2 separate regions of the Homo sapiens genome follow, and region 2 is linked to region 1. A link is an interaction called in ENCODE POLR2A ChIA-PET data of the cell type or tissue named here. Cell type or tissue: Panc1. All regions are shown on one strand. Links, peaks and the distances in the headings refer to the core of each region. The heading gives the core; the rest is flanking DNA.

Region 1 (11,380 bases), core at 2,106-10,105:
GAAGTCCCAAGCTCCGGGACTGAGCGAGCGTGGCCTGGGCATCCTGGGATTCAGAGCCAGCCTCTGGCCGCCCTCGGGACAGGGGTCCACAGCCAGCGTCCCCCACGCGGCGTCCTGCCTGGGGTCCAGGCGCTCCCCCTGTTGGGTTTCTGGAGGCACCGTGCCAGAGGTGGGACGGGCGCTGGCTCAGGAACAGGGATGGGGTCCTAGTCCCTCCTCAGTCCTCCCGGCACCCCTTTCTTCATGCAGGCGGAAGTGGCTCCAGTGCCACTCAGGGGCTCTTCCAGCTCGGCAAGCCCGGGGCCAATTGCACAGACCGCCTTCAGCCCCTGACCCATCCTTGGAAACCGCCCGGACTCCTGCAGTTTCTTAACTGTGCAGGTCACAGCGGAGTCACTGTGGAACTTTAAAAAAAAAAAAAAGACAAGTATCTGGGCCCCACTTTAGACCAGTCGAATTGGGAGTGGGGGCGCTGGCCGTCAGTATCGTTCCCGTTCACCAGGCGATCCCAATGCACTGCTAAGCATTGAGAACGCCGCCTTACGCTTAGCGCGCGTCCCCTGTGCACGCCTATGCACTCCTTTCCTGCAAAATCTCACCTTGCCCTAGAAAGCATCCGCTTGGGGTCTAGCTCTGGCGTGTCTGACGGTACCTCTCTCACCCTGGATGGTGGAGGCAGTGAGGGAGGTGGAGAGGGGCTTCTTTTAACCAGAGGCCTGAGAAGCAGTACCCTCTTTGCTCCAACTCCTCGTTAGCGCAAAGCCAGGACTAGAATCTGGATCTTTGAATTTCCTGTCCAGTGGATGTTGCCAGATTTAGCAAATAAAAATACAGGGTGTATATGTAACTATGAGGGTGAGATCAACAATGAATAATTTTTGTAGTATAAGTATATCCCAAATAGTGCATGAGTTGGGATATACTTACACTAAAAAAAAAAAATTTGACATTTGAAATTCAAATTTAGGCCGGGTGCAGTGGCCCACGCCTGTAATCCCAGCACTTTGGGAGGCCGAGGCGGGAGGATCACCTGAGGTCAGGAGTTCGAGACCAGCCTGGCCAACATGGTGAAACCCCCATCTCTACTAAAAATACAAAAATTAACCGGTCATGGTGGCATGTGCTTGTGATCCCAGCTACTTGGGAGGCTGAGGCAGGAGAATCGCTTGAACCTGGGAGGTAGAGGTTGCTGTGAGCCAAGATCGTACCACTGCACTCCAGCCTGGATGACAGAATGATAGTCCACCTCAAAAAAAAATTAATTAATTAATTAAATAGGGTACACTGTATTTTTTCAGGCAAAATTACATCTATGTCTATCCATTTATACATATGTAAATAATACAGCTGGCTAAAAATTGCCCAGTGCCTTTTATCCAGGGCCTGCAGCTACCCTTCTCCCCAGGCCAGTGTCCACCCAAGCCAAATACTGAGCACCCCTGGCTGGCCCTTCGAGAGTACTTGCCCACTAGCCTGAGACGCCTCCACCCCAGCTCCATCTCCAGAGCCTGGCTTGCTGCCTATTGACCATAAGGAAGGCGGTTGGAGCCTGTGGTGTCTTCCTGGATATGCCCTTGTAGCTGGGGAGCCCAAGGAAGCTGAGATGCTACAGTAGTGTCCTTAACTAAAATGCTCAGCATAACACACAGACACAAATTTAGAGTCTTCTCCAATCCATATTCCTCTAGTTTCTTTTTTTTTTTTTTTTGAAACAGAGTCTGGCTTTGTCACCCAGGTTGGAGCTCAATGAAGCGAACTCAGCTCACTGCCACCTCTGCCTCCTGGGCTCAAGCCATCCTCCCGCTTCAGCCGCTCAAGCAGCTGGGACTAAGACTACGGATGTACACCACTACACCCAGCTAATTTTTTGTATTTTCTGCCTCACCATGTTGGCCAGGCTGGTCTCGAACTCCTGAGCTCTTCAAGGGGTCTGTCCACCTCGGCCAACAAAAGTGCTGGGATTACAGGCGTGAGCCACCGTGCCCGGCCGTATTCCTGAACAGCTTCTTGAACTTCCCTGACAATAAGAATCCCTGAGATTGGAGCCAGTTGCATAATTTTTGGGGCCCAGGGCAAAACAAAAATGAAGGACTCCTTGTTCAAAAAGTTGGAACAGGCTAGGTGTAGTGGCTCACACCTATAATCCTAGCACTTCGGGAGGATGAGGCAGGAGGATTGCTTGAGCCCAGGAGTTCGAGACCAGCCTGGGCAACACAGGGAGACCCCCGTCTCTACAAAAAATTTTTAAATTAGCCAGGCATAGTGGTGCATGCCTGTAGTCCCAGCTACTTGGAAGGCTGAGGTGGGAGGATCCCTTGAGCCTGGGCAGTTGAGGCTGCAGTGAGCTATGATCATGCCACCTCACTCTAGCCTGAGCGACAGAAGGAGATGCCATCTGAAAAAAAAATTTTTTTAAGTTAGAACGAAGTGCTGTGAAAGATATTAACGTGTAAACTTTTTTCCTTTTTTCTGTGGTCTCTCTCCCTTGACTCATCATGGTGTATTTTTTTATTCTTATTTAATGTCGTTCTACGTAAAGAAAAATAAAATTGTAAATTATCAGCATGAACTTTACTGTTCATCCATATATCGTGCAATGCCAGTTTTAAGTGCAAATATGAGAGCATTTAACTTGCGTGCAGAATCACAGAAATTACACCATTTGTGTTGTGCTTTTGTCCTTGGGTACACTGGAAGAGACCCATGCAGGCCTAACTCAGAGAGGGTGGAAGGAGGAAGAGGGGGTCCCCCAGGCATGGAGCTCAGGCAGGGTGTGTGGGGACCCTCTGCGGAGGTCGAGCCAGGCATCTCTTCTCCTATATGCTCACTGCCCCATTGCATTGCAGACAGGGACCCCCAGGGATTTTTAAACATCTGTGCCAAGATGCGCGGGGCTCACCAACCCCACCAAGACATATGTGCTGGGCGCTGCCAGCCTGGGGCAGGAATGGCCACAACCCCACAAGGTTGCAGGCAGCACACCTGAGTCCAGTCCTTCCCACACTTGTGCCCAGGCCCTCTGGGGACAAAGGATAAAGGGCAGAACATGGCAGTGCACAAGGCAGGGGCAGGTAGGGGAACCAAGCCTGGGGCATCCAGGTGTGGGGGGACTGCCAGGGAGAGCCTTCCCAGGGAGGCAGAGAGAGGGTAGGGGCTGAGATCACAGGTACTTAGGCCCCAAGCCCCTGGTGCACATCACACTGTCCCATCACTTACAAAACACACATTCGAAGATTACATTATTAAGAATTTCAGCCCAGCATGGTGGCTCACACCTGTAATCCAGCACTTTGGGAGGCCAAGTGGGGCGGATCACTTGAGGTCAGGAGTGTGAGGCCAGCCTGGCGAACACGGTGAAACCCCATCTCTACTAAAAATACAAAAATTAGCCCGCGATGGTGGTGCATGCCTATAGTCCCAGTTACTCGGGAGGCTGAGGCACGAGAGTCGCTTGAACCTGGGAGGCACAAGTTGCAGTGAGTCAAGATCGCACCACTGCACTTCAGCCTGGGCAACAGAATGAGAATCTGTCTCAAAAAAAAAAAAAAAAAAAAAAAAAAAGAATTTCAGGCTGTCGACAGCAGAGGTTTGAAGCAAGCATGGCCCCTTCAGGGTGAGCTGTCTGTGGCTGCCCAGGTCTGTGAAGCTGGGCCCCCGTGGGACCCTTGCTAAGCATGACGGTTCCCAGGCCCTGCCTCAGATCCAGGAAGCAGAATCTCCAAGATGCCCTGGAATCCTACAGTTAAAGAATGCCCCAGGCAGTTATTATCAGGGAGTTGGGAGTCAATGCCCCAGGTTTCCAGATCTGGGGATCATTAGATTCCTGGGCCCCTCCCCTGCCGACTCACATTGAAAATCCCTAAATTCTACTCTCCTCTTCCCTCCCTACCACTGCATGGAATTCTGCTAGATTTTTAGAGCCGCTCTGCCTGGATCCCGTAAGTGCCACCCCCACCATCCACTAGCTGCGTGATTATAAACAAGCTGCGTAAACTCTCTGAGCCTCATTTTTCTTATCTGTGAATGGGGGGGTGGTGAGAATCGAACCTTCCTCCTGGAGTTGTTGTAAGGATTCAGTGAGTTGCTGTAAACAAAGTGTTCAGAACCATGTCGGCTACATTGTAAGTCCAAAATAATAGCTGTAGCTGTTTTTATTACCACGGGTTCTCAGCGCAGGGCTGCATATGACAATAACTGTTGTTTGCTTTCTTTGTTTGTTTTTAGTTTGTTTTTAAATGCCAGTGCCTGGGTCTCACTGGAGAACAATGAGACGCGAATCACACAGGGATTCTGATGCATGAGGATTGAGGCACACTGATACTGAATTGGGATTCGCTTTGTTCATTCCCTTATGTGTCATGGAGTTCCTTCCTTATATGCGGATATACAGATCCACACTATCATTTTTAAAAACTTTATTTTTGAGGCCTGGCATGGTGCCTTACACCTGTAATCTCAGCACTTTGGGCGGCCGAGGTGGGCAGATTGCCTGAGGTCGGGAGTTCAAGACCAGCCTGGCCAACATGGTAAAATCCCATCTCTACTGAAAAAGTACAAAAATTAGCCAGGCCTGGTGACGGGTGCCTGTAATCCCAGGCTGGGAGGCTGAGGCAGGAGAATCACTTGAACCCAGGAGGCAGAGGCTGCAGTGAGCTGAGATGGTGCTACTGCACTCCAGCCTGGGCGACAGAGTGAGAACTTTTTATTTTTGAGGTAGTTATCCTATCATTTTAACCGCTTTATGTATTCCATGGTACAAACATATCACAATCTAGTTAATCTCATGTATTTTTGGTGTTTTGTTTCTGTTTTCTGAGACAGGATCTGGCTCTGTCACCCAGGCTGGAGCGCAGTGGCATAATCACTGCTCACTGTAGCCTGGACCTCCTGGGCTCAAGCAGTCCTCCCACCTCAGCCTCCCAAGTAGCTGAGGTGCACGCCAGCATGCCCAGATGATTTTTTAATTTTGTTGTAGAGATGGGTGTCTCACTGTGTTGCCCAGGCTGGTCTCGAACTCCTGGACTCTAGCAACCTGCCTGCCTTGGCCTCCCAAGGTGCTGGGATTATAGGTGTGAGCCACCATGGCTGGCCTAGTCCCATGTTATTACTGTTTCTCCACCGTACTCATTCCAAAACTCTGTGAGATAAAACTATATCCCCCTTTATGCCTGGGGATCGTGCCAGTCAAGCTCAGAGTTGTTAAGTATCTTATCCAAGGTCACAGAGTTAGAAAATGGCAAAACAGATAACTGATCTGGTCCTTTTTTTTTTTTTCTTTTTTTTTTTTTTTTTTGAGGCAGTGTATCACTCTGTCACCCAGGCTGGAGTGCAGTGGCGTGGTCACGGCTCACTGTAGACTCAAACCTCCCAGGCTCATGCCATCATCCCACCTCAGCCTCCTGAGTAACTGGTACCACAGGTGTGTGCCACCAAGCCCAGCCAATTTTTAAATTTTTTGTAGAGACGAGGTCTTCCTATATTACCCAGGCTGGTCTCAAACTCCTGGGCTCAAGCAATCCTCCTGCCTCAGGCCCCCAAAGTGCTGGGATTACAGATGTGAGCCACCGCACCCAGCCTGGACTTTTTGATTGTTTATGTTTTTGGGAGTCAGTTTGCCCAGTTGTATTTTTTTAAAAGAACTATTGGGATGCTCACTGGGGTTGCACTGGATCTATAGATCAGTCCGAAAATTGATGTACTTTCATTATTGAGTCTTCTTATCAATGGATGTTTTATTATATCTCTCCATTTTTTGAGGTCTTTTTAAATTTCTTGTAATAACTTAATTTTTTATTTCCTATTTAGAGGTCTTTGCACATCTTTTGCTAGTTTTAGTCCTAGGCAATGACATATTTTAAAGGTATTGTAGATCAAATCTGTTTTAAATGTATTTTTCTGTTTAGTATTGGAATGCTCTTGATTTTTGTATATTGACTCTATATCCATTAACCTTGCTAAAATATTTTAACTGTAATGTTTATCAGTAGATTCTTTTGGATTTTCTTCATATAGAATCAGTATATAAGAATAATGACTCTGGGCCAGGTGCAGTGGCTCACGCCTATAATCCCAGGACTTTGGGAGGCCAAGGCAGGTGGATCGCCTGAGGTCAGGAGTTCAAGACCATCCAGCCTGATCAACACGGTGAAACCCTGTCTGTACTAAAAATATAAAAATTAGCCGGGCACAGTGGCTCACACCTGTAATCCCAGCACTTTGGGAGGCTGAGGCAGGTGGATCACAAGGTCAGGAGATTGAGACCTGGCTAACACAGTGAAACCCCGTCTCTACTAAAAATACAAAAAAATTAGCTGGGTGTGGTGGTGGGCACCTGTAGTCCCAGCTACTCGGGAGACTGAGGCAGGAGAATGGCGCGAACCTGGGAGGTGGAGCTTGCAGTGAGCCAAGATCGTGCCACTGTACTCCAGCCTGGGTGACAGAGCAAAACTCCGTCTCAAAAAAAAAAAAAAAAAAAAAAATTAGCTGGGCGTGGTGGCAGACGCCTGTAATCCCAGCTACTTGGGAGGCTGAGGCAGGAGAATTGCTTGAACCTGGGAAGTAGAGGTTGCAGTGAGCTGAGATCTTGCCCTTGTACTCCAGCCTGGGCAACAAAAGCAAAACTCTGTCTTAAAGAAAAAAAAAAAGACTCTTTTGGTAATTTTTTTCCCAACTTCCTAACCCTTTATACCCTTTTTTTTTTTTTTTTTTTAAGAGACAGGGTCTTCTTTTGTTACCCAGGCTGGAGTGCAGTGGTACAATCATAGCTTATTGTAAACTTGAACTCCTGGGCTCAAACGATCCTCCCGCCTCACCCTCCTGAGTAGCTGGGACTATAGGCATGCATCATGATACCCAGCTAATTTTTTGTAGAAACAGGGTCTCACTATGTTGCCCAGGCTCTTTCCAAACTCCTGGCCTCAAGCTGTCCTCACAGTGTGGCCTCTCAAAACACTTGGCTTCACTTTGGCTTCTCAAAGTACAGGCATGAGCCACCACACCGGCTGAATTTCCTCCTTCAATCTATTAACATGGTGAATTCTGTCCATTGATTTCCTAATGTTACACCAAAGCTGCATTCCTGGAATAAATCCAATATGGTCATTATGTATAATCCTTTTATATATTGCTTGATTTGACTTGCTAATATTTTGTCTAGGATTTTTGCAGTTAATGAGTGAAATTAATCTGTATTTTTCTTTCTTTTTTTTTTTTTTTAACTGTTCTCGTTGGCTGTTAGTATAAAGGTTATGCTAGTCTCCCAAAATTAGTCCATGATTCTTTTTCTCCTTTCTGGAAAAAGTATGTTATAACTTAGCTTTATTTCTTTCTTCAGTGTTTAGTAGTATTCCCTAATGAAGGAATTTAGGCTCTGAGTTTTATCATAGGATTTTTTTAAATTACAGTTTAATTTCTCTGATAGTTACAGGACTAAGATTTTCTTTTTTGTCTCGCTCTTGTCCCCCAGGCTGGAGTGCAATGGTGTGATCTCTGCTCCTGCAACCTGCGCCTCCTGAGTTCAAGCGATTCTCCTGCCTCAGCCTCCCAAGTTGCTGGGATTACAGGGGCCCGCCACCACGCCCAGCTAATTTTTGTTATTTTCAGTAGAGATGGGGTTTCATCATGTTGGCCAGGCTAGTCTTGAACTCCTGACCTCAGGCGATCCGCCCGCCTCGGCCTCCCAAAGTGCTGGGATTACAGGTGTGAGCCACTGCACCTGCCCAAGGACTAAGGTTTTCTATTTCTTATTGTGTCAGTTAGGTTGTATTTTTCTGTGAATCTGTTCATTTCACCAAATTTTCAAGTTTGTTGGCTTAAAGTTTTCGATAATATACTCTTATTTTGTGGTGAAGTCCCTTTTTTATTTCTTGTATTTGTTATTTGTGCCTTCTTTTCTTTTTTTTTTTTCCTTTTCTTTTTTATGAGATAGAGTTTCACTCTTGTCGCCCAAGCTGGAGTGCAATGGCGCGATCTCAGCTCACTGAAACCTCTGCCTCCCGGGTTCAAGCGATTCTCCTGCCTCAGCCTCCTGAGTGGCTGGGATTATAGGCACCCATCACCACGCCCAGCTAATTTTTTGTATTTTTAGTAGAAATGGGGTTTCACCATGTTAGCCAGGCTGGTGCCAAACTCCTGATTTCAGGTGATCCGCCCGCCTCAGCCTCCCAAAGTGCTGGGATTACAGGCGTGAGCCACCACGCCCAGCCTTTTCCTTTTCTATTTTCTTTTTCTTTTCACAGATGCCTTTTGTGAAAACTGTCAAATTGTTTCCTTTTAATCATTCTCTTTAGGGATTAACCAATTTTATTAGTGGTTTCAGTTTTGGCTTTGTTGATTCTCTCCGTTGTGTGTTTGTTTTTATACTTATTATACATTGAAATCATTTCCTCCTGTCTACTTTATTATATATTTAAATCATTTCCTCCTGTCTATTTTTGTTGGGTTTCTTTAGTTGTTCTTTTCCTGACATCTTAAAATGAATGTGCTTAGCTCATTATATTTTAAGTCTTTCTTCTTCCCTAAAATATGCAATTAAGGCTATAAATTTCCCCCCAAACACTGCATTAGCTTTACTCCATAAGTTTTGTTGTATTTTGTTTTTCATTACATATAGTATAGTTCAAAGTAATTTCAAATTTCCGTTTTTATTTGTTCTGAAACCCATGCATTATTTAGAAGTATATTTTAGAAGCACGTTACTCGAAAGTATAGTTTTCAAAGGTACAGGGACTTTTTAATATTTTTATTATCGATTCTTAAACTATTTGCAATATGTTAGGATAACATTATCTGCTGTATTTTAATCCTTTGAAATGTGTTGAAACTTGCGTTTTGGCCCAGCAGATCATCGTATTTTAAAATGGATGATATCTTTTTGAAAATAACATATTTTTCACTTGTTGGGTGCACAGTTCTCCATATGTTCATACAACAAGATTGTTCATTATGATGTCTCAAATCTTCTACAGTGTTATTGATTTATTGTCTGCCTGTTCCATTGATTACTGAAAAAGCTGTGTCAAACATCCCACTATGAATATGGACTTGTCTGTTTCTCCATATAATTCTGTTCACATTGCTCTATGTATCATGTAATTAGGTACATACAAATTTAAAATAATCTTTTATTATTATAGGGTGACCCTCCTTAATTCTAGAGACGCTTTTTTTTTTTTTTTTCATTTTAAAGTACATTTGCTTGACATTGGAATTTACTACACTGGCTGTCCTAATAGTATTTCAATAGTGTATACTTCTTTATTATTTTCCTTTCAGTCTTGCTTTATCTCTAAGTATTACACGTGTTTCTTGTATTTAATATTTGTTGGATTTGGTGTCTATCCAGTATGACAATCTTTGTCTTTTAGCTGGAGCATTTAACCCACTTACCATTCATGTAATTACTGATATGCAGTTTGCCATGAATGGGCTTTCTATTCATCACCTATTCTCTGTCCTATTTTTTTTTTTCTTTTTTTTTTTTTTTTTGAGACAGCGTCTCACTCTGTTGCTCAGACTGGAGCGCAATGGTGCAATCTCAGCTCACTGCAACGTCTGCCTCTGGGTTCAAGCAGTTCTCCTGCCTCAGCTTCCTGAGTAGCTGGGATCACAGACACCCGTCACCACGCCTGGCTAATTTTTGTATGTTTAGTAGAGATGTGGTTTCACCATGTTGGCCAGGCTGGTCTCGAACTCCTGATCTCAAGTGATCCACTTGCCTCAGCCGCCCAAATTGCTGGGATTACAGGCATGAGCCACTGCTCCTGGCCTTCTCTGTTCTTTTATCTCATTTTTGGCTTTGTTTAGTTTGGTTGCATTTTTACATTTTCATTTTGTTCCTGTGTTAGTTTGAGAGCTATTCTGGTTTTTTACCATTTTTAGCAATTATTCTAAAAATTACAATAAGCGGCTGGGCGTGGTGGCTCACACCTATAATTCTAGCACTTTAGGAGGCCGAGACGGGCAGATCACTTGAGGTCAGGAGTTCAAGACCAGCCCGGCCAACATGGTGAAGCCCTGTCTCTACTAAAAATATAAAAATTAGTCGGGCATGGTGGCACATGCTTGTAATCCCAGCTACTTGGGAGGCTGAGGTGGGAGGATCATTTGAACCCAGGAGGCAGAATTTGAAGTGAGCCAAGATCGTGCCACTGTGGGCAACAGAGTGAGACATTTTTATCCCTTTTCATTCCTTCCTCTATCCCCAACCTCCTCTCTGGGACAATTTTTCCTTCTGCCTGAAGAACACCCTAGACTTCTCTTTACTGAAGAACTTTTCCACTGAGTAAAATTCTAGTTTGGCAAGTTTGCTGTTGTTGTGTTGTTTAGTTTTCTTTCCAACAGATTGAAGAGATTATTCTACTACTTCTAGCTTCCATTGTTGCTGTTGAAAAGTGAGCAAAAGTTGCACTTTTTTTTCTTTTTTCTTTTTTCTTTTTTTTTTTTTTTTTGAGACAGAGTCTTGCTCTGTCCCCCAGGCTGGAGTGCGGTGGCACAATCTGGGCTCACACCACCTCCTGGGTTCAGGTGATTCTCCTGCCCCAGCCTCCTGAGCACTAGGATTACAGGCACGCGCCACCATGCCTGGCTAATTTTTTTTTTTTTTTTGAGACGGAGTCTTACTCTGTGGCCCAGGCTGGAGTGCAGTGGTGCGACCTCGGCTTACTGCAACCTCCACCTCTCAGGTTCAACCAATTCGCCTGCCTCAGCCTGCCAAGTAGCTGGGATTACAGGTGCCCACCACCATGCCCAGCTAATTTGTTTGTATTTTTAGTAGAGACAGGGTTTCACTATGTTGGCCAGGCTGGTCTCGAACTCCTGACCTCAAGTGATCCACCTGCCTTGGCCTCCCAAAAGTGCTGGGATTGCAAGCATGAGCCACCATGCCCGGCCTGCCCCTCCCTCTCCCTTCCCTCTCCCTTCCCTCTCCCTTTCCTTCCCTTCCTTTTTGTTGTTGTTTTAGGTTCACAGCAAAATTGAGCAGAAAGTAGAGAGAATTCTCACATACCCATTTCCCCGCATACATACAACCTCCCTGACAATCAATATCCTGCCCTGAGTGGCATATTTGTTACAGTCAATAAACCTACACTGGACAGCACTTTGGAAGGCCAAGGCAAGAGGATTGCTTGAACCCAGGAATTCAAGACCACCCTGGGCAACAGAGCGAGACCTTGTAGGTAGGTAGGTAGGTAGGTAGATAGAATCAGTCTACATTGACACACCTTCATGAAGTCCACAGTTAACATTAGGGTTCACTCTTGGTGTTGTACATCCTATGGGTTTGGACAAATATATAATGATATGAATCCATCACTACCGTATCATACAGAGTAGTTTCACTGCCCTAAAAATCCTCTGTGCATCACCTATTCATCCCTCT
Region 2 (11,380 bases), core at 2,156-10,155, 280 kb before region 1:
GAATGCTCTTCTGGTCCCATCTTCTTTTGGCCTCTGCCACCTTGAACTCAGATAGCTAAGAGCTGATCTCACACAGCCCTCATGGAACCAACTGTCCTTTGTCTCTTGGTGGTGATGACAACCATTCCTGCATGCCTCTGCTGACGCCAGGAATACCACAGACTTAATGCTGAATGCAGGGAGCTAACCCTCACCCTGGGTCCTTCCTAAAATCTCCATACAGGCCAGGCGTGGTGGCTCACACCTGTAACCTCAGCACTTTGGGAGGCCAAGGCGGGAGGATCACTTGAGTGCAGGAGTTTGAGACCAGCCTGGGCAACATGGTGAAACCCCATCTCTACTAAAAATATAAAAAATATTACCTAGGCATGGTGGCATGCACCTGTAGTCCCAGCTACTCAACAGGCTGAGGCAGGAGAATCAGTGGCTTGAAACTGGGAGGTGGACGTTGCAGTGAGCCGATATCGCGCTACTGCACTCCAGCCTGGGTGATAGAGCGAGACTGTCTCAAAAAAAAAGCTGTGCTCAGGGCGCCAGCCTGACACTACTGTGGCTGCCCCGACACAGCCCTCTGAGACTCACCAAGGGGCTGTCCTTTGTAGGAACAATAGGGGGACAGATGAGCAATCCAGGGGCCCCAGCTCCCAGGGACAGGGCAGGATGTGAGCATCCAAAGCTTAGAAACGTCTGGGAGAAGGGGAAGTTGTATTTGTCTGGGCCCCCTATGGGAAGACTACGGCTGCGGGGTCAGGAGACCTTGTCTCTAGTTCTAGCTTTGTCCCAGTGCACTGGCGACTTCTGGCAAGCTCCTTTTTCCTCTCTGGGCATTGGTTTCCTCCTCTGTGAAAAGAAAGAGTTGGGCTAAAGAGTTGGGCTAGTTACTTTCTAAGTTTCTTTCTGATTCTAGAGCCTTGAATGCAAAAATAACCATAAGGATAAATAAGATGAGACCTGGGGCCATGAATGCCAGGACCTGGCGGTGGGGCCCATCTGTCATGGATTCGGTGACACCCTCTGGGAAAGAAGGTTGAAAAATCTGGCCTTTTGGTGTCTAGGCAGAAGTTTTTCCAGAGAGGTCTATGAGCTGGGGCACATGGGCAGGACATTTGTGTATTCTTGCTGCCCTAGCTCTGCCAGAGGCCTGGCCTTCCTCCTTAACTAACTCTGCGTAGACTTGGGAACCGCCGGCTTCTGTGGTCTTCCTGGCAGTTGTAGGAGAGATGGCTGAGGACACCTCCCCGGCTGAGCAGGTTGGGGGCTGTGCGCCCTGTTGTCTGGCACTCTGGGTGTGGCATTTCCTCTCACCTGCTCTGCTAATGGGGACAGAGCTGCTGGTGATGGAGGAGCAGGGCCCACGTGGTCCAGCGGGCCTGTGTGTGAGGCTCTTCAAAGCCATGGAGACATCAGCTGTGATTTCACTTGTGCGAGAGGAGCAAAGCGCCGCTGTATATTGGAGGCCAGAACTGCTCCTGCCCCATCTCTGTGGCTCAGCCCTGGCTGCGTTCTCCAGGCCCGAGTGGTTTCTGAAGGGCTGATTGTCTTACTCCCAGTGCTCACTTACCATGAGGATGAGGAAGCCACACAGCACTGCTAATGACCTCCCTCCGACCGTGTTGCTGTTTCAGAGAGCTTTGAAGGGCCCTTACCGGTCCTCTGCCTTCGGAAAGGGCTTCCCTCCCATTCTCAGAAAGACGTGGCCCTTAGAATGGGTCTGTTTAAACTTCCTGAGTGCGCGTTTGCGTTGGGGTGAAGTGCGGGGTCACCTCACTTCAGTGACTGGACAGAAGGGATGGGACGTGGTGGGGAAAGGGGAGGCCACATGTGGCCTCAGATGTTGCTGGTGAATCAGGGCTGACTGAGGCTGGAGTCAGGGACTGCAGGGGTTAACTTTGGGATCAGCAGAACGAGCTCCTGGCCCCTGGGAGTGTTGACAGCTCAGCCTGCTCCGTTCCCAGACCAGCCAGAACTTCACCAAGAGCGCAGGGCTCACCCCCAGGCACCCTGCAGCTCCTCGCCTGAGCTGCCTCTGGCTGGCAGCCAGGGAGGAGGAGTCCCTGGCAGAAGGATGGATGGCTCCGGGCCCCCTGACTGAGCCCCCAGACCCGGAGGGCTAAAGGAACAGCGTGAAGGGCCAGCTGGCTCGGCTCCTGTCCGAAGCTGGCTCTGCTGTGGCCCACTCAGCAAATTTGGGATTTGGCCTGGTGTCTTTGCTCTTCTAGGAAAGAATGATGCTCATAGCTGACATTTATTGAAATGCTTCTGAGCACCACCTGATGTTTAAAACGCTCTGATGGGGCTGGCAAAGCAGGTATTGTTATCTACATTTTATGGGCGAATAAAGTTGTGTGCAGAGGGAGTAAGGAGCAACCCAAGGTTACTTCGCTGGGTAGTAAGACAGCGGGGGGTGGGGGCGCCAGTGGTAAGACAGCAGGGGAGGGGCCAGTGGCTCACGCCTGTAATCCCAGCACTTTGAGACGCTAAGGCTGGAGGATCGCTTGAGCCCAGAAGTTTGAGACCAGCCTGGGCAACATAGTGAGACCCTGTCTTTACAAAAAATAAAACAATTAGCCAGGCATGGTGGCGCGTGCCTGTAGTCCCAGCTACTCTGGAGGCTGAAGTGTGACAAGTAGGAAGGCTGCAGTGAGCTTTCGTCACACTGCTGCACTCCAGTCCAGGTGACAGAGCAAGACCCTGTCTCTAAGGGACAGGGTCTGTAAAAAAAGAAAAAGAGTAAGGGGCAGAACCCAGCTTTCCTGACTTCCAGGTGCATTCAGAGAGACCAGCCACTATCTAGGAGGCTGGAGCCTCAGCCCCAGGAAGAAAGAAAAGGCATAGCCGTGGGCCTGGCTCAGGCTAGGGAAGGTGTCACACCCATTTCCCAAGCTCCCACGTTTCTCAAGAAGATTCCCTCCAGCTTCCCTGGATTGGGGATGGGGTGGGCCCAGATTCCTTGACCCCTTCACCTGCCAAGCTGGAGATGGCTCTGACTTTAACCCAGGATAGCTGTTAGACTGAGACCTGCGGGAGCCACGCTCCCTTGGCTTCCAGTAAGTCTTTTCCTGTCTGGGGCCCAAAAGTTAGACCAGCACCTCATCCCCACAGATCCCAGGGAGATTGGATTTCTTCGGACTGGGATGTGGGGGGAAGCCAGCCACCTGCCTTGGTCTGTCTCAGAACCCAGCCTGCATCCCTTTCCCCTTCCTTTCCCTTTCCTCCCCAGCTCGGCCCCTCTGAAGGGAGGCAGCAGGCCCAAGGCCTTCTGCAAGGATTTCTGTTCACTGCAGGCACGGCTGATCTCTGGAAAAACTGAGTGCTCTATAGAGTATCCCTGCTAGTGATTGACTCATACTGAGGGGTTAGGATATAATGTTTTGCTCTTTCTGAGGTATTTGTCTTTTTAAAGTGAATAGTGGCTGGGCATCGTGGCTCATGCCTATAATCCCAGCACTTTGGGAACTTGAGGCGGGTGGATCACTTGAGGTCCAGAGTTTGAGACCAGCCTGGCAAACGTGGTGAAACCCCATCTCTACAAAAAATACAAAAATTAGCCGAGTGTGGTTGCGTGCACTTGTGGTCCCGGCTACTCAGGAGGCTGAGGCAGGAGAATCGCTTGAATCTAGGAGGCAGAGGTTGCAGTGAGCTGAGATTGTACCACTGTACTCCAGCCTGAGTGACAGAGATGCTGTCTCAAAAAATAAATAAATACATAAAATAAAAATAAAATAAAATAAAAGTGAATAGTCATTTATACTGATGACTCCTCCAGGCATCAGTGACAAGCATGTATATATATGATGGTTGTGGGATTTCTGGTAATTTCTTTCTACCTCCCAAACCAAGAATTCCCAGGAATTGGAGGTGGGGTGAGGAGTGAAGTTATTCTGTCAATTCTCAGGACTCTATGGGTTAAAAACAATTGTGCTGAAGTCTTAATCCTTTTTTTTTTTGAGACAGGGTCTCCCTCTGTTGCCTAGGCTGGAGTATAGTGGTGTTATCAAAGCTTATTGCAACTTCAAACTCCTAGGCTCAAGAGGTCCGTCAACCACAGCCTCCCCAGTAGCTGGGACCACAGGCGCACGCTACCATGCCAAGCTAATTTTAAAATTTTTTGGAAAGATGGGCCAGTAGTAAGACAAAGCAAGTAGTAAGCAAGACAGAGGTCTTGCTTTGTTACCCAGGCTGGTTTCAAACTCCTGGGCTCTAGGGATCCTCTCACCTCGGCCTCCCAAAGTGCTGGGATTACAGGTGTGAGCCATGGGCTCTCAGAGCCACTGCGTCCAGCCTAAAACAGTTGTTATTGAAGAGTAGAAGAGGGTGGGCTAAGAAATCACTGTCCTAGGGTAGACTTAGACCCTCTTATTGGCTGGCCCACTGCTGGGAGAGCGTCCATAGAGAGCTGAGTTCTAGAAGCAGACTGCTGCCTACTACCTTAACTAGCCCCATGGCCTTGGGACAAGCACTTACCAGGGTTTTGGGGTTTTGTTCATGAGTGAAATCAAGCCAGTTGGTCTATCAGAAGATCTCTCTGGACCCCCAAATCCCAAGGTTCTTTCTGATTGCTACCTTTGTCATTGTACCCTGTCATACTTTTGTCATTGTATCTGATTCCCTGGATGAATCATTTTAAGGGCTAGAGTCCAGCCAGGGACAAGCTGTCCCAGTGGGATTAGCCTTGACTTTAGGAGCATGGCCAGGAAGCCAAAGAAGCCTTCCAAGAATGGCTGCCTCAGCCCCTGCACTCTGGTCGCCCATGTTGGGAGAAGAGGGAAAGGCTGAGAGAATGGCAGAAGAGGACCTCAGGGGTCCTGGGAGAATGCAGACAAGCCTTCCTCCAGCCAGAATTTCTCTTCTCGGGTCCTTATGGGCAACAGCCTTCTGCAAAGTTGTCCTAAGACTTCATCTAAGAAGTGGAAGAGGCCGGGTGCAGTGGCTCATGCCTGTAATCCCAGCACTTTGGGAGGCTGAGGCGGGTGGATCACCTGAGGTCAAGAGTTTGAGACCAGCCTGGCCAACATGGTGAAACCCTGTCTCTACTAAAAATACAAAAATTAGCCAGGAGTGGTGGCAGGCACCTGTAATCCCAGCTACTCGGGAGGCTGAGGCAGGAGAATCGCTTGAACCCAGGAGGCAGAGGTTGCAGTGAGCCAAGATCGCACCACTGTACTCCACCCTGGGCGACAGAATGAGACTTCGTCTAAAAAAAAAAAAAAAAGTGGAAGAGCAAGGGGTCCTGAGCAGTGAATGTTTACCCAGTAGGATAAAGTCAAGGAAAAACAGGACACCAGAAGAGGCTGCTGGCCCACGTTTGCCCGGTCCACGAGTGTTCAGAGACAAGATCTAGAACAAGGAAGGGGGCAGGCTGCCTGCTCTGCGGCATGAACTCTGTTTTCTGAATTGCTCCCTGCTGCACTTAATATACAGCCAATGAGAGCCAAAACGTGGGGCGGGGGGTGGATGGGGGCAAGACATGGGGCTCACATGTATGCCATGGCTGGTGCTCCTCACTCTCTGGGACAGATGAACCAGGCAGAGATTTGGAGAGTGATTCCTGCCCCCGCTGGGGATTCTGTTACTAATGACTGATTTGCATAACTGTGTATGAGTAATGGTCAGAGGTATTTTACTTACGCATGACTTTGGACTTGCTAGCTCTAGTTCAAATGGATGAGAAGTCATGTGGAAGAATAACCTTGGCAGGTACTTGTTATAAACATGTGCTAAGGAGACTTGGACGGGCTGGAATAGAATCTACATTTGATTGCACGAAGGCACTGAATACATTCAACACCCAGAGGTGGGCTGAAAACAGGTCCTGACCTCTATTCTCTCCATCTCTAGTTTCAACTTCAAGACAGAGCTTCCTGGCCCTTGGTACTGAGGATGGCTAGTGCAGAGGGTCCGAAATGCTGGTGTTCTGTAGAATCCCCTTGTGAAACACACAGGTACACGTTGACCCAGCCCCAGAAGCTGGGTATCTGGGCTTGAACAGCTCAGCAGGTCATGGTCGCTCCCAGGGAGCTTTGTTCTGTCTCTTGGCCTGAGTTCCAGCCCATCCCTGGAATGACTTGTGAGGCAAACGACTTGACTTCCGTGTGTTTGTTTCCTCATTTCAAGAGAGGTTAACAACCCTTGCTTTTTCTGCCTCAGAGGGCTGCTAGGAGCATCAGAGAAGAATAAGCACAGGAAACTACCTTGGAAAGATGGAGTCCTACGTGAGGGCAGGAGATGACCCAGCTGAGAGCCTGGCACGTGTGGACTGGCAAAGTGAAAATATGCTGTAAGCGTGGTTCACACCTGTAATCCCAGCACTTTGGGAGGCTGAGGTGGGAGGATCGCTTGAGGCCAGGAGTTTGAGACCAGCCTGGGCAACATAGCGAGACCTCATCTCTACAAAAATGAAAAAAATCAGCTGGATGTGGTGGCACACACATGGAGTTCCAGCTGTTTGGGGGAGCTGAGGTGGGAGGATCCCTTGAGCCCAGGAGGTGGAGGCTGCAGTGAGGTGTCATTGTGCCATTGAACCCCAACCTGGGCGACAGCAAGACCTGTCTCAAAAAAAAAAAAAAAAAAAAAAAAAAGAAAAAGAAAAAGAAAAAAAAAGATGCTGTAAGCAGGATGTCTTGGGACGTTGGAGAAAATAATGGATAGGAGGCTCAAGGCAGATACTAATATTTTGAAGGAAGAAGCGAGGAGAGTAAAGGAGCAGGGCTTGCCAATCTCCCTGCAGTCTTTCTCTGTGGACACTGGGGCAGACAAATTCAAGGAGAGCAGGAAGTACAAAGTGGGTGGCTGTCTCTGCTGTTTGATCTTTCCTCACCCCATGAGTCACTTCTATGGAACCCTAGCACTTCATGGGACATGGTTTGTGAACTCCATGGGGGCAAAAAGAACTCCAGACTAAGGTTCATATATTTGGACTCTGTCCCACCCCTGCCCCAATCTTGGGCAAGTCTCTGAAGGTATCTGGCCAGAGCGTCCTCCTTTACAGTTGGACTCACGAGGGCCCTTGGCAACTCCATAGTCCTCTGAGTCCATGTAGAAGTGCTTTGGAAAGAGACAGGGCTGAAGAAACAAAATCAGGGCATTTGGTTGGTGATGGAGAGAGGAGAGAGGGACTGAGCCTGGGCCTGCCCTGAGGCTGTGGGGCTGGTGGGACCTGCTGGAAAGCTGGCCCCCCGAGAAAGGCTGGTGGCAGAGGGGCTGGTGGGAGAAGCAGGATTGTTGTGTGTTGTGCTTGGACTGGGTGTGAGTGGGGTGGGGCCTTCCCATGGTCTCTGGGCAGAGTTGGGGCCTGCTATTCCTGTGCCCTGACGTCAGTCCCGGGCCTGGCCTGGCCGGAGTCGGGGGGGCCACCCTGGCAGCAGCACATACAGTGCGGTACTTCATGTCCCAGGATAGACCAAGACTCATCTTACTGGGGATTCACCTCTCCAGGGTGTCCTGGGTCCTCTGCGGCCTCCCTGCTCCAGGGCCAATAGGGTGCTTCGGCAAGAAGCAAGGGAGGTGGGAAAGACACCAGCCTTGATTTCCCAGGATTGAAGTGAGATGTCATGCGATGGAAGTGAGTGTAATCGGAGGCTCCCACACCTCTGTCTGCGCCTCCAAGAGGAGAACTGGGTCCAGTGGCACAGCTGCTTCCTGGGGAGTGAGCTCTGGGGCCCAATGGGACAGCTTGTTTCATTGAGAGACTTTCTGTTGGAGCAGTTATTTTTAGCCTGGGAGAAAGGTCACAGTGTAAGAAGCCATTATCCTCAGTCCTTTTTACTCCAAATTGTTTAGCAGAAGTTCAGGGGAAGCTCAGCCCTAAGTTGTGAAAACCAGGGAAGAGCTTGAATATAAATGTGCATACACATATGCACACACCTTGCTTCCTGCCCAGGGCGCAGGAGTGGAAACACACAGCAGTGTGAAGGTCATGGTCACGGTGAACCTCCAACATTTGGAACTTTCATCCCCCTTGGGACTGTGTGGCCCTCTCACCTTTACCAGGGAAAACGGCTTTTGAGACTGTCAGAAATGTTATAGGACATCAGACCTAGAGTTCATTCAACTCAGTATCATTATCACCACTATCATTCTCATCATCATTGTCATCATCACTCTCACCATCATCACCATCGTCGTCATCGTCGTCATCACCATCATCATCATCACCACCATTGCTGCCATCATCATCATCATCACGATCCTCATCATCAGCATAGTCACCACCATCATCATCACCATCATCATCATCATCACGATCCTCATCATCGGCACGGTCATCACCATCACCATCATCACCATCATCATCATCATCACGATCCTCATCATCGGCACGGTCATCACCATCATCATCACCATCATCATCATCATCACGACCCTCATCATCGGCACGGTCATCACCATCACCATCATCACCATCATCATCATCATCACGATCCTCATCATCGGCACGGTCATCACCATCATCATCACCATCATCATCATCACGATCCTCATCATTAGCATGGTCATCACCATCACCATCATCACCATCATCATCATCATCACGATCCTCATCATCGGCACGGTCATCACCATCATCATTGAAGGACAACAGGAGCCCATGGAAAGGGCTGGATTCCCAGAGGAGAAGCCTTAACTACTGCTGTTCCAAAGGCAAATGCCAGGCCCTAGGAGACCCCCCCCAACGTGGGAGCCCACAATGGGGATCCTTAGTGGGGTGGGCCTGCGAGTAGGGAGGGCCTGGGAGCTGAAGCCTGGGGGTCAAGATTATTTGATTTGGTAGTTGCAGTGGTTTGCAACTTTGTGTGTTACCTAAGAACTTTTTTTTTTTTTAATCATGATGCTGGTGCTATACCCTGGATTATTTAAATCAAAACTGCAGAGAAAGGGAAGCATGGGACCAAGAAGCAGGTGATTTCAATATGCAGCCAATGCTGAGAGTCGCTGGCTGAGGGGCAGTTTGTGAGGCAGTGTAGCCCAGCGCTTCTCAGACTGTAATGTGCACAGGAATCACCTGGCCATTTTGTTAAAATGCAGATTCTGATTCAATGGGTCCAGGCTGGGGCTTAAAAGTCTGCGTCTCTAACAGGCTCCCGGGGGATACTGTGGCTCTGAAGTCACATGGCCCAAGCCAGTTATTAGCTGTGTGACATTCAACAAGGGCCTCAATGTCTCTGGTTCCAGACTTCTCATCTGTAAAAATAGAGATATGAGGCTGGGTGTGGTGGCTCATGCCTGTAATCCCAGCACTTTGAGAGGCTGAGGTGGGTGGATCCCTTGAGATCAGGAGTTCAAGACCAGCCTAGCCAACATGGTGAAACCCTGTCTCTATTAAAAATACAAAAATTAACTTAGCATGCGCCTGTAATTCCAGCTACTCGGGAGGCTGAGGCAGAAGAATCGCTTGAACCCGGGAGGTGGAGATTACAGTGAACCGAGATCGCGTTCACTGCACTCCAGCCTGGGTGACAGAGTGAGACCTTGTCTCAAAAAAAAAAAAAAAAAAAAAGATATGAGTAATACTCATTTTACCAAAACAAGTAAGATTAAGAAAATTCAGTATGATGAAGATACTGTTTTATATATAAAGTGCTTAAGCATTGCCTGGCAGGCTGTATCTCAGATATGTACATACAGATGTATGTCATATACATTATACGTATCCTGCTGTTCAGAGGACATTCAGTCTCTTCTGATTAAACCAAATTCCCACCATAGATTTTTCTGCAGGGGTGGAAGGTGGAGAGATAGAGATGTAGGTGAAGGAGTCAGGACTTACAGGTATGTAGGTGGTGATGAAAGGAGATTAAACTGAGCAACAGTCAGCTCCCTGTCCTGTCCCCCACTAAGGGACCAGGAATTCGTTTTGGTACCCCAATCTGACCGCGGACCTCTTCCAGCACTTTCTGTGGGTCAGGCAGGGTGCCAGGCCCTGGGAACACAGAATTAAATTGGATTCCTGCAAATCAGGAGCCAGGACCAGTACGGAGCTTGAGCCTGAAGAGAAGGCACGTGCAGGCAGGAGCTGAGATTCCAGCAGGAAGGGGTCCCCTGTGCCCTGCTAAGCACAGCATGGCATGGAAGCCTGGACAGGGACTGGGCAGTTCTGGGTTCCGGTCACCCATTAACTACCTAGTGGTGATGTATCTAGGGCAGGGCAAAGATCTCTGGACTTTCACTTATTCAGCTCTGAAATCTCTCTGACAGTCGTAAAGAAGGTTAAATGGCCATGCATATGAAAGTGCTGGGGGAAAAGTTGTATATTTCAATCCACGGGGCTCCTCTATAATAAAAGGCACCAAGCTTCACATCTTTCTGAGTTCGACAACAGGCTAGCTGTCTATGGGAACTAATGAGAAAATATTTGCTCCTGATCCCTGGAGGCCACCCAGCTTTTGGGGAACAAGGGTGGGTACCCTGAGGGAGAAGGGGTACTCCAAGAAGTGGCTTTTCTTTGTGGGAGGGAGAGATGGGAGTAGCAAGTGGTGGCCTGAGAGAGGGGGGTTGTCTGCATCCAGCAGATAGGTGGGGTACTCTTCCTCGGAGAGGGGCCTTGAGAGTCAAGGAAGAACAGAGGCTGCCTCAGCTGCTCCAAGGCAGGACACCTGTGGTCCCCTCATCTCCATGAGCCTGCAATGTCCCCCATAAACAGACCCTAGCCTGGGGGCAGGGGGCAGAGGGGTGGGCCTAATGGGCCCCATTTTCTTTTTTCTTTTTTTTTTTGAGATGGAGTCTCACTCTGTCGCCCAGCCTGGAGTGCAGTGGCGCGATCTCGGCTCACTGCAACCTCCACCTCCCGGTTCAAGTCATTCTCCAGCCTCAGCCTCCTGAGTAGCCGGGATTACAGGTGTGTGTCACCACACCCAGCTAATTTTTCATATTTTTAGTAGAGATGGGGTTTCACCATGTTGGCCAGGCTGGTCTCAAACTCCCAACCTCAGGTGATCTGCCTATCTCGACCTCCCAAAGTGCTGGGATTACAGGCATGAGCCACCACACTTAGCCTTTTCTGACCCCATTTTCCAAACATATTAAACTTGATCCTTGACAGAGGTCTCTGGCACAGATGAGGCCCCTACTCTTCTCTCTTCCTGGGCCCTCTGCTCTCTGGGTTAAGCTGCAGTCCCTTACAAGGGGATCCCCTTGGAAGGGGTTGGCCAGAGCCTTTGGGAAGCCAGGCCCGGCCTGTTTTAGATATCTCCTCCTCAGGCCATGTACCCTCTAATCTAAGGTAGGGGGGCCAGCAAATGCCTGCCCTTACTGGGACAGGGTTAGATGTGTGACTTAATAAGGTTGAGAGCCACAAGTAATCCCTTAAGCACCGTGCTGTGTAACCTAAGATTATCCGGCCTGCAAACACCTGTTTTCACTCCTTCGCTGAGAGCAGTATTAA

The links. Peaks named below come from ENCODE experiments on the same cell type or tissue, not always from the same donor. Only the 100,000 strongest peaks of a DNase experiment are listed, where the experiment ranks them.
Region 2: POLR2A ChIA-PET joins it to region 1 with 16 read pairs; 3 of 35 experiments call an interaction of 5 or more read pairs at or near these places.

What each region holds. Positions count from the first base shown.
Region 1 is chr16:3,927,807-3,939,186 of GRCh38, reverse strand. No RefSeq gene overlaps it. Among named protein-coding and RNA genes, the nearest start is that of TRIDDENT, 17 kb to the left of the region's middle. In Panc1, for the core only: no CTCF peak of the experiment used is centred there; a DNase peak (open chromatin) is centred at 4,106; H3K4me3 peaks cover 606 bases; H3K27ac peaks cover 3,099 bases.
Region 2 is chr16:4,208,603-4,219,982 of GRCh38, reverse strand. All of the region lies in intron 1 of SRL (sarcalumenin), which reads left to right. Among named protein-coding and RNA genes, the nearest start is that of SRL, 28 kb to the left of the region's middle. In Panc1, for the core only: no CTCF peak of the experiment used is centred there; a DNase peak (open chromatin) is centred at 5,629.